2 separate regions of the Homo sapiens genome follow, and region 2 is linked to region 1. A link is a contact called in ENCODE Hi-C or POLR2A ChIA-PET data. All regions are on one chromosome and are shown on one strand. The core of a region is the stretch at or near the end of the contact, and the rest is flanking DNA. Distances in the headings are between cores, read along the strand shown.

The links. A loop is a pair of places that touch in the nucleus more often than their neighbours do. ChIA-PET counts read pairs that join two places held with the same protein, here RNA polymerase II (POLR2A). Pooled maps may share reads with other maps.
Region 2: a loop to region 1 is called in a map of K562, with 2.3 times the contacts of the local background. The contact joins two enhancer-like sites. A Hi-C loop is called at or near these places in 14 of 168 maps with a recorded cell type or tissue (Caco-2, DLD1, K562 and 8 more) and 10 of 50 pooled maps. POLR2A ChIA-PET finds 5 or more read pairs at or near these places in 7 of 52 experiments (A549, HepG2, activated CD4-positive, alpha-beta T cell and 3 more).

Annotation. Positions count from the first base shown.
Region 1 is chr22:25,726,506-25,732,720 of GRCh38, reverse strand. GRK3 (G protein-coupled receptor kinase 3) reads right to left here. Exons shown (of 21, transcript NM_005160.4): 21 at 3,427-6,215. Among named protein-coding and RNA genes, the nearest start is that of MYO18B, 13 kb to the left of the region's middle. Within about 2 kb of position 2,985, at least 2 of the 41 ENCODE cell types and tissues checked have a DNase peak (open chromatin) inside an H3K27ac peak, as active enhancers do.
Region 2 is chr22:25,763,377-25,768,775 of GRCh38, reverse strand. MYO18B (myosin XVIIIB) reads right to left here. Exons shown (of 44, transcript NM_032608.7): 3 at 5,387-5,399; 4 at 1-661. Among named protein-coding and RNA genes, the nearest start is that of MYO18B, 24 kb to the right of the region's middle. Within about 2 kb of position 3,720, at least 2 of the 41 ENCODE cell types and tissues checked have a DNase peak (open chromatin) inside an H3K27ac peak, as active enhancers do.

The sequences.
Region 1 (6,215 bases), core at 1,736-4,235:
AGGGTAAATGATAAACCGGGTGTTTTACCCAGACACTATGGTTAAAATATAAAAATGTATTAAATAAAATCCAGTCATTTCGGATATCCATAAGCTATGCAAAATGCTTCCTTGCTGTGCTTCTCTGCCTTCGTTTCCCATTTCCCTTCTCAAATTACAGACCCATTAATATGAGCCTCTAATCTCATTCCAGTTAAAATGGCTTTTATTGGCCCAGTGTGGTGGCTCACGCCTGTAACCCCAGCACTTTGGAAGGCTGAGGCAGGTGGATCACTTGAGGCCAGGAGTTGGAGACCAGCCTGACCAACATGGTGAAACCCTGTCTCTACAAAAAATACAAAAATTAGCAGGACTTGGTGGCAAGTTGTGTGCTTGGTGGCACACAACTGTAATCCCAGCTACTAGGGAGGCTGAGACACAACAATTGCTTGAATGTGGGAGGTGGAGGTTGCAGCGAGTTGAGATTGCGCCACTACACTCCAGCCTGAGCGACAGAGCAAGACTCTGTCTCCAAAGATAAAATAAGAAATAAAATAAAATGCCTTTTATTGAAAAGACAGGCAATAATGAATGCTAGTGAGGATGCAGAGAAAAGAGAATCTTCATATACTGTTGGTAGGAATGTGTATTAGTATAACCAGTATGGAGAACAGTTTGGAGAACAATATAGAAGTGCCTGCAATACTAAAAATAGAACTGCCGTATGATCCAGAATCCCACTGTGAGATATATATCCCGAAGAAAGGATATCAGTATATTGAAGACATTCCATGTTTATTGCGGCACTATTCACAATAGCCAAGGTTTGGAATTAATCTAAGCTTCCACCAACAGATGAATGGATTAAAAAAAAAATGTGGTACATACACAGGGTGGAGTACTATTCAGCCATAAAAAAAGAATGAGACCCTCTCGGCTGGGCGCGGTGGCTCACGCCTGTAATCCCAGCACTTTGGGAGGCCGAGGTGGGCAGATCACGAGGTCAGGAGATCGAGACCATCCTGGCTAACATGGTGAAACCCCGTCTCTACTAAAAATACAAAAAATTAGCCAGGCCTGGTGGTGGGCGCCTGTAGTCCCGGCTACTCAGGAGGCTGAGGCAGGAGAATGGCATGAACCCGGGAAGCAGAGCTTGCAGTGAGCCAAGATCACACCACTGCACTCCAGCCTGGGTGACAGAGCGAGACTCCGTCTCAAAAAAAAAAAAAAAAAAGAATGAGAACCTGTCATTGGCAACAACATGGAAGGAAATGTAAGACATTATGTTGAGTGAAATAAGCCAGGCACAGACAGACAAGCTTTGCTTGTTCACACTCATTTGTGGGAGCTAAAAATTAAAACAATTGATCTCATGGAGAGATAGAGTTGAATGATGGTTACCAGAGGCTAGGAAGGGTAGTATGGGGATGGAGGGCGGGAAGTGGGGATGGTTAGTGGGTGCGAAAACATAGTTTAATAAATAAGATCTAGTATTTGATAGCACCATAAAGTGACTATAGACAACAATAATTTATTGTACATGTTAAAATAACTAAGAGTATAATGGGGATGTTTGTAACACAAAGAAAGGATAAACGTTTGAGGTGATGGATACCCCACTTTCCCTGATGGGATGTTACATATTGAACGCCTGTATCAAACTGTCTTGTGTACCCCTGAATATATACACCTATTATGTACCCACAAAAATTAAACATTAAAAAAACAAAAAAAATGAGCCATTAAATTTCCCTTCATGGATTTCATTAATTATGTGCACGTCCAAAACTGTGTATGTGAGCACAAAGTAAAAGCTGAAGGTTTTATTTGGTGAATCTGATCTCTGGAAATAGCCTGAGTAATTTGGGCTGAGAAACTTTCCTTTTTTTTTTTTAAGACAGGGTCTCACTCGGTTGCCCAGGCTGAAGTGCAGTGGCCCAATCACAGCTCACTGCAGCCTCCACCTCCAGGGCTCAAGCAATCCTCTCGCTTCAGCCTCCCGAGTAGCTAGGACCATAGGCATGTGCCACCATGCTTGGCTAGTTTTTTATAGTTTTGTAGAGACAGGGTCTCGCTATGTTGCTCAGGCTGGTCTCAAACTCCTGGGCTCAAGTGATCGTCCTGCCTCAACCTCCCAAAGCACTGGGATTACAAGCATAAGCCACTGCGCCTGGCCTGAAAAACTCTTTTTTAGAACTCCAATATCCAAACTGGTAAAAGTGCCTAGGGAAAGAAAGCCTTGCAGTTGTTAGATGGCTCTCCTCAAATTCAGTACATAGTTGAGGGGCTCCTGCATCCAGGAACTCACAGTTTAAAGGGGGGACATTAACATCATTACTCATAATGCAAGGTAGGAGGAACCTAGGACTTGGAAGGCATTTCCTTTTTGCAGCCTCAACACGTCACTTACCTCAAGTCAGAGACGGAGGATGTTTTTGGCTTGGATGACCTTTCAGGATCCTCTAATTTGATCCTTGTAACATAGGAGTGAAAAAACTGAGGGCCAAAGAGGTTGTCCAAAGTGATGATGCTGGGAATTGAGATCCTGATGCTATTTCCCCTCCTTCTGGCTCCTGAGGGGGTGACTTGATTTCTGCAGCTCTTGAGAGGGGTTGGAGTGCTTGTTTGAACCCCCATATCCAGCTTCCCTCGGTTACGTAACACATTAGACCAAGGGTTCCATGATGGTTGTCACCTCCTGCCCATGGACCTGGCTACACACTCCATAGCTCGGTCCCCTGTCAACTATTTTGCAAAATGGTTTTCAAATTGGCAAGCACAAATACACCCCAGGGTTACTCAGTGGCTACATGGACCAATCGTGACTTCCTTCTTTCCTGAACTAGCAAGAGAGAGGGTATTCCCCACCCCCGCCAGCTTAAAGACAGGAGATACCCAGCCTGCCCTTGACCCGCGGACCTACAGGAAGACAGTCATGCCCAGGCAGCTGTGGCTTGGGGACTGTCACCTTGGATTTCTGGTTTACAGTGACAGGCACCATGCCGGTAGGGGTGGGAGATGGGGAGCATCTCAGCACATTTCTGTGGGAGCAGGGATAGGGAGCAAGAGGTCTTGTCTTCTGGGAGGGAATCCAAAGCTCCCCCGTAGTGGGCTGGGGAGCATGGAATAGCTTCTAGATGAGCCAGACCTACTGGATTTCCTCACTGCCTAGGCTCTCCAGGCTCTTCATTTGCAACGTGTTATTCTGGGGCACAAGCGCTGGTGTCCCAAACCCTGAAACTGTGAAATTGGCTGTGCTCCAGCGACCCACCAAATCAGCAGAAATGCTTTCGGCAGTCCCCTTCTTCCTCTATTTAAAATCAGCCTCTGCGTGAATTCCCCCCAGAGTCGGGATTCTTTCCAATCAGTCACTTTCTGATATCTTAACAGCTTGGTAAAGAAATGCAGCTTTTAATTGAGGGGAAAGACAGCACACGGAAGTCGATATCTTTGTACAGATCCTTTTTATTCAGATTTATATAGGCAATTTACCAACACAGAAAACCAGTCTAGCAGCTCCAAAGTAACTGTAAAAACGGTGGTGCTGACGGTGGTGTGCCCCACACAGGGCAGGTGACCTCAGACGTGGAGCAGCATCTCCCGTGGGATACTATTTCAGACGTGCACTAGTGAGTGTATACTGAGAAGGGATTATAAACCTTCCCTGGCACAACAGATACAAAAAGAGATAGAACCAATGATATTTTGTCTAGGTACAATATCTAGATTTACAGTATCTAGTTTACTGGCTTCACTTCGTATAGCAATGCACAATAGAAAACGGATTTCTTTCTTCAAGGGTATTCAAGAATATAGTAAATATGTTACTATATTGATGGCTATGAAAACAGACAGAGACAAATGAGTGAGGAGGCACGTTCTCTCACAGAGACAGGACTTCATTCTATTTCACATAAATCATTAAGGGTCCATTCAAATATAAGACCTCTCACAAAGTTTCAGTCATGTATGAGGGCGCTTACCTTTAAGACCCCATTTCAAAACCATTTTGAAATAGTGAAGGGGGGAAAAAGTCACACTCAAATGTGCTACTCTTAAAAGCAGTGTTTCTAAGCACAGCTTGCCTTTTTCAAAGAGTGAAGGTGGCCTTTCTGTTTAGTGGTTAGGTAATTGGGTGCAATAATCAAATCTTAAGGCAATGGCAAGGCTGATGGTGGGGATTTGGCACAATAAGGGGAAGGAATGATGCTGTCCAGTTGTACCTTAAATCCTAAAGGATTACTAATGACATGGGAGGGATAGCTACCTGCCCCACACACAGGGGCTCCTGGACAATACCGTGGCTTTAGAAACAAACCTAGGTTCTGAGGGAATGACACTGCAAAGTCTTACAGAAATCCTTTTATGAGATAGCCAGTCCAGAATAAAGCCTTTGCGGTACTTGTCAACAAGCAAGAAGCCTTCTGAAGAGGTAGATGAAAGCAGTATTTCACAGCAGGTGTGCTGCCCGACGTGACGAAAGACATGCATGCGCCTCTCAGCACAGACCAGAAGATCAACTGTTGTTGAAAACAGTCCATGGTGGTGAGAAGAGATGTCGGCCACATTACTAGGTGCATTATTTCAATTTTATTGTATTAAGAACAGGAAGGACTGCCATTTCTTTAAATAACAAACTATACAAATAAAAAGGAGCAGAAATAATATGGAATGTTTTTGACGAAAACAAACTTATGGATTCAATAAATAATATAAAATGCCTTTGTGCTAAAATAGAACTCTTGTTTCTTATATATATATAGTTCAGTGATCTTTATGCTATCCAGAAAAAGCCAGATCTATTATAATTAAACATAGAAAAATACCATTTAACAATAAAACTAAAAAAATGGCCAGTGTTGAGCTTATAAACCACATATAATATATACATCATTTAATATAATCAACTAAGAAAGTAAATTTCAAGTTCTTTGTAATACAAATACACAATTGAAAATATTTCTCCATTCCCTACCCTTACATCAAAGACATCTGATATTTAGGACAAAATTAAAAATGGAAGCATAGTTACCAGTTTTCAGAGATGATTCTGAGATTGTTAGATACTGGAGCGCTAACTCTACTATACAAAGCTGAGTTATTTAACTCTAAATTGAAGGATTTTTTCCCCTATATGTGTTTGATGAAATGCGTATACTCTTAACCCATTTTCTGTAGTTTGTGTTTTTAATAAAGGCAATTTAAAATTTGGGAGCCTGCGTTTCTCAATCAGTGCTAACACAGCCAGGTCAGAAAGACAGCCCCTTTGGGCCAGCTGTGGGGGCCTGCAGGAGTGGTTATCTCTGTGATTCGGCTGAAATAAAACAACTATCTTAGTCCTTAAGGACAAAGAAAATATAAAGTTCATTGTGACTTGAGGAAGCCAAGGAGTACCATTTTAGAGTTCAAATTTCATTTGTTTCATAATAAACTTTGTTAAAATGTGACCTGGATTAAAAAAAAATCATATTAACATGAATTTAAGTAATTCAAGTCTCTCCAGTAAACTTTACATAGGAGGGAAAAATCATGTTAAATCTTTAGGAAAAAATTTAAACGGTTAATTACTTAAAAAAATTTTTTTTGTAGAGATGGGGTCTTGCTGTGTTGCCCAGGCTGGTAACTCACCGTGGAAGTGAGCAGGGTAGAACAGAAGAGGCCTGTTACTCTTGACAGTTTTACCAGGACTTCAGTGGATTTGTAACAGTGTCCCCAACTGACCAATGGGGCAATGCATTCACAGTGATCCAGACACTGCCTCTCCACCTCGGGGGCTGCAAAGTGCACACACACACACACACACACACACACACACACACACACACACACGGGGTGTTTTGGAGATGGCCTGGTAATGCTTTAGCTCTGGGTCCCCTGTGCCTCCATGGGAGGGTGCCAGAGGGTAGGCAGAGGCAAAAGAACTTCTTCAGAAAGTCCTGATAGGCAGCAAATGGCTTCTGAATGAGTTCAGCAGCTCCACATTCAAAAACAAAGTGACCAAGTCTCAGAATAATTATCATAAGGAAAACTCTCCTGTTACAGGGGGGAAAAAAGAAACTTCACCTATTTTAACTCAGTTATTTCCTTGGTGCTTTATGGTGTAATGATTTTTACCAGTAACTTCTTTCTTCCTTCGCCCGATTTCTACCACTATTCTCTTTGTGACACCCAGCCCAGCCCCCACCTGTCACAGATCCCAGTGAAGCCCAAATCATCTCCCAACAAGTCAACCCCTC
Region 2 (5,399 bases), core at 2,471-4,970, 35 kb before region 1:
CTCCCTCCTTCTCTGCTTTCCCTGGTCGCACCCCCTCGCCGGGCCCTTGGGCTTGGGGCCTGGTCCCCTGCCTGTCTTTGCCCTGGGGCTCAGCCTCTTTCAGCTCTGTGGTCTTGGGGGTCCCAAGCCCCTTCCCCACTATGCTTTGACCCTCCTCGCCTTTTTTCAGTGCCACAGTTCCTTGGCCTGGGTCCCCAAGACCCCCAGTCCGGGTCTTCTCAGCTTTCGGGGCCAAGATCTCGGTGCTGGCCTGGGAGCCACAAGGAGTCCTAGAGGTCTCCCCTTTCTTTTCCTTTCCAGTATCTGTGGCGGGGGGAGAGGTCTTGCAAGGGGGGGCGTCATGGGGATGAGTCTTCTCTGGCTTGGCTGAGTCCGGGTCCAGCTTGGCCACCATCAACAACACATCACCCCTCCTCACGCCCCTCTTGAAGGGGACAGTCTTTTTGGTTGGTGTCGCACTGGAGCCCAGCTCCTGGGCCTTCTCACCATTGATGCTTGTCATCTGCTCAGGGTCGGGGCTGCGGGACCCCTCGCTCTCCTTGCCCAGAATGTCTGAGCTCCCAGGAGAGCTTGACTGGTCGTCCTGAGAGATCTGCTGGCTTCCAGATCTGGTGCCACTGCTGGACTTGCTGTTGGGTTGGCTGATGGAAATTTCTGGGATCTGGGAGAAAGAACACAACCATGCCTACATAGCTGCTTGCTGACCTGACAGCTTTGTCATTCACTCGTGTTCGTTCATTCATTTCATTGTTCACTTCTCCATTCATCCTTCCACAGATGCTCGAGCACCTCCAAATCCAACAGGCATGGCCAAGCCTAGCACCCTTGACCTTGGCCTAGCCCCTCAAAGTTGAGTGATGGAGTGGAAGGAGTGGACTTTGGAGCCCAACAGAACCAAGTTCAACTCCTGACTCTGACACTCTATAGCTGTGTGACCTTAGCTAAATGACTTCTCCTCTCTGAGTCTGTTTTTTAATCAATAAAATGAGAATGATAAAAGCCTACCTTGCAGGGTAGGTGTGAGAATGTGTGACAATATGTAGAAACTGAGCCCAGCGCATAGTGTGTCCTCAACAACAGTAGCTGCTGCTACTACTGTTGTTATTTCTGCCTGGATTTTTCCTAGGCGAGTAGGGGATCCAGGAAAGGACTCAGGGCCTGTCACTAGAGGACCTGTTCTCACCTTGGCTCTAACACTCTCCAGCTAGGCTTCCTTCTATGTCTATCTGGGCTACCATCTCTTCTCTCTGGGCTTCGGGTTTCCCCAGTACAGGCAGATACCACCTGACCATCCAGATCTTTTATAGGATGAGATGTAGAAATGCACTTTGGAGATCAGAGAGAGAAGAATAAACCGAGCTGCTGCTACTTCCACTGCCCTGATCCCCATATCACACTTCCCATACCAGCTGAGGGCCCTGGTTTCTGCCCCTGGGGTCCCCCACTCTTGCCTGACCCAGACATTTGTGACTGCATAACACCCAAGGGGTTTCCACTGCCTGCTCCCTTCCCAGGCCTTGTTACTGCCTTGTGATTTTAGCCTTGTGCAGAGCTTCATCCTCAAACCAGCCTGGCTATGGCCTGAAGAGCTCACAGGTCCAGCTGTGCCTCCATCTCTGCAGAAAAAGACCTCAACCTCATAAGCAAGTTCTACCCTGATGTCTCGCTTCACCACCAGCCCTAGCCTGGGTTCTTCCATCTTGGACAATGCCAGCACAGCCTCACAGACACCCATGCCTGGGAATCTGGGATTCTCCCCCTCCTCTTGCATTCAAACCAGTCCCAGGGGCATGTTGATTCCACCCTGCCAAGCTTCACATCTATGTCTCTTTTTCCAAACTCATGTCCGCTATCCCTCACTTGGGCCATTGCCACAGCCCGTGAACTGCTGTCCCTTCAATTTGCTGCCAGCCATTTTATACCAGATCAAAAGATTTGGGTAGCTGCCCACAGCCTAAAGGAAAATCATTTGGCACCACCATTGGTCTTTCAAATTCCTCAACAAGGAACCCCAGCCTCCAATCTGACCATATTGTCCCTACTTGTTCCCATGCATGAACTGTACTGGTCACCTTCTCCTACCTGACCAGTCCCTGCTTCCAGGCTGTTGCCCATGCTGAGCTTGCTGCCTGGCGTGCCCTTTCCCCTCTTCACTTGTCCATGGTCTACTCATCTTCTATACCCAGCTCAAATATCTCTTCTATCTCCTCTCTACAAATCTTTGCCTGAAGACCTCAATCAGAAATTGTTCCAAGCTTGCACAAAGTTCCAGAGCACTATGCTAGTACACCAGTCACAGCGTGGCCACCTTCTGCGTTCCATTCTGGCTTTTGTGTCTCTCTCCTGTTTTAGGTGACCAATGCCACAGCAAAGTCTCTGTTTTCATCTTTGTAATAATCACAATAATAATAGTATCTATCATTTATATCTTCCTTGCAATGAGCCCTATATCACCATCATGCAATCTCCTATTTAATCCTCCGAAGGAACAACTGGAGTAGATTCTGAACTTCTCCCCATTCTACAAGCAAAGAACTAGATGTAAAGATGTAAGGTGACCCAGCTACAAAGGTGAAATGTAAAGCCAGTTCTCTCTGACTCCAAAGCCAGTGCCTTGAACTGCGGCATATTAGATGCCCTTCCTTTTCTCTCTAGGGCTCTCTGGAATCTCCTGGGGCACTTTTAAAAACCTTAACTCCTTGGCCTTATTCCCAGAGACTCTGATTGAGTCTGCCTGGGTTGTGACTGCCCGGGTGATTACGAGGTTCAGCTGGTGCTCAGCATCATGGCTCTGGGGCCCAAGGCCGAGTAGCTTCTCCTGACCTTCTGGGGGAAGGCAGGACATAGCCTTGGAAGGGGGATTGACTGCACTTGGCAAATCTCACCACTGTCTACACCATATTGAAAAGTAAGTCAGTGCCTTATTTTTAACCAACCACCACAGAGGAGACAGTAACATGGGGTGGGCCAAACAAGATAACCAGTGCCAGCCTCCTCCCACCCCACCCTCATATGCCCATGGATTCTCTTCCTTTGGACCTTCAAAGTCATCAAAGCCTTTGGTCCCCCCACCCTGCCACCCTTTTTAGCATATAGAGGGAAACAGCACCTCTAGAATAACTGGGGCCAATAGAAACTAATAGCACATTTTTACAGATGAGTAAACTGAGGCCAAGAAAGGGGAAGGGGTTTAGCCAGGACCACAAAAAGCGGCAGGGCCAGAGCTAGAATCTAGGTCTCCTTGACATTCAATACGGGTTACTTTCCACTCCAGTGTTATTCCAGCCTCTCCCTGTTCCTCACTGACTGGGTAGCCCTAGGAGAACCAGGTCACTTCCCCAAGCCTTGTTTTCCATTCCTGCAAAATGGGATGGATTCTAATGGCTTCTTGCAAGGATTAGATGAGGATCAAATGAAACAGTTGTGCTGGGACAAGGCAAGAGAGTACGGAGTTATTTATTGATTGGGACAAGAAAATTAAATTGGCAGGAACCAGCCAGAGCTTGCTGCCTTGTGGAAACATGTCCTGAGGCTCCCTTGCTCCAGCCCCAGGAATATCTTGGCCCATGGTCCAGCCACCTGCTGTGGGCTGAGGCTCAGAGCCATCCTGCATCTTGGCTCTGAGTCTCCATCCAGGCACAGCAGTGACAGTTTGTCCCCATCCATGGCTTAACTCTGCCTCTTTACTTGCTCACAGTGACACCAGCGCTGCTGGTGTCAATCTCATGGAACCCTTTCCCCCAGGTCTCTGTGGCACCACCCCGGCCACCTCACTCACCAGACTGGTCCTTTTCCAGGCATCTTGTGAGAGCAGAGAACACACAGGCTCTCCCCCTCGCTCTGCCTCTATCTGGTCTGATGACCTTGGGAAAATCACTTGACCTCTTTTGGCCTCAGTCTCCACCTGTGATAAATGGGTAGAATCCCATCCACCTGCATTGCTGCACGGGGTATTAAATGAGCCCATGAGCAGCAAAGCAGCATTGTCTGGAGATAAACAGCACACAGTAACATTTCATCATAACCTAACAACAGCCTGCCGGGGTCAACTTTGGCCCCCACTTATGCCTTAGGTCAGGCAAGAGTGGGAACAGAGCCTGTCCTCCCTGTCAACCTCCCCAACAAAGACTTGGCCGAGGTATTTCAGCAGCTGCTACTGTTCAGTTGCTGGAAGACCTCTCTAATGCATCAAAGTCGTTCATCAGACAGGTGCAGGCACATGTGGGACTAGCCGGGCAAACCAAAGCTGAAGGGGAGGGGAAGGAAGAGTCAGGATGGGTCACTGGGCTCAAGCCAGCACCAGGCCCTGAGGCCACCAGACCTCTCAGCCCAAGCATTGCAGCATTCACCTTGTCTGAAGGGGGCGCTGGAGACACAAAGAGATGCCCTTTCTACCTAACACAGGGATACTCCCAAGATGCATTGCATTCCAAGCCTGCCTCCCTCATGGTCCACCTTGTCATCCTGCCCAGGTTCCATGGCTAAAGAGGACAAGAGAGAAATAGCACTGGCCACCACCAGCGACAAGTTTACAAATCCTTAAAGTGTAAGGGCCACATTGCATTCAACTATTGCTTCAATGCAGCAGCGCTATTCAGAATAGCTAAGGATTTTTAGTGGACATCAACCAATCAGGACGGACACCAGCTGGAGGAAGGTACTGAGGTTCCTACCTGTGCCAAGCATTAACCCTGTAATTATTGGATTGTAGCCATTCCAAGGGACTCAGGAGAGGGACCTGGGTAAACATGGCAGCTGAGGGCACTTGGGGGGCCAAGGGTTACAACCATTTACCACCTGGTATGAAGGATTCAATATTTTAACAATCAATGCAACTACACCAGTTAGTACCAACTCAATAGCTTTCTGCTTAAAGTGAACCAACTATACATCTTAGCCAGTATCTAGGTTTCCTTTTCTATAAAAATAGTGTTCAAGTAATCCCCACCAACCATGCATCAATGAATATCATTTATTCATTCACTAAACAAACTGTTAAGCACTCACTACTGACCAAGTACTATGAGGGCTGCTTAAGATACAGAATTGAATGAGAGAAATCATTGTTGCTCTTAAGGAATTTCTAGTCAAATAAGTCATATAATCAAATAAGTACTATGCCAACCAACCACAGTTAAGACAGGCATAGAAGGTGCAGCAGGATTCAGAGGAAGGCAGGCAATGGAAGAACTTTCCAGAGATGTGCTGTTTGAGCTGGGTTTTGAAGGGTACATAAGAGCTCAATAGATCAAGTTGAATAAAGGACATTCCTCAAAACCAGGACAGCAGGAGCAAAGGCAGGATGACAAATGACTCAGAGGAAGCTCACAAGACAGAATGATGGGTATGGAAACGCATACGGTCCTCCTTCTTAGGAACCACTTACCTCTCGTTCTGGA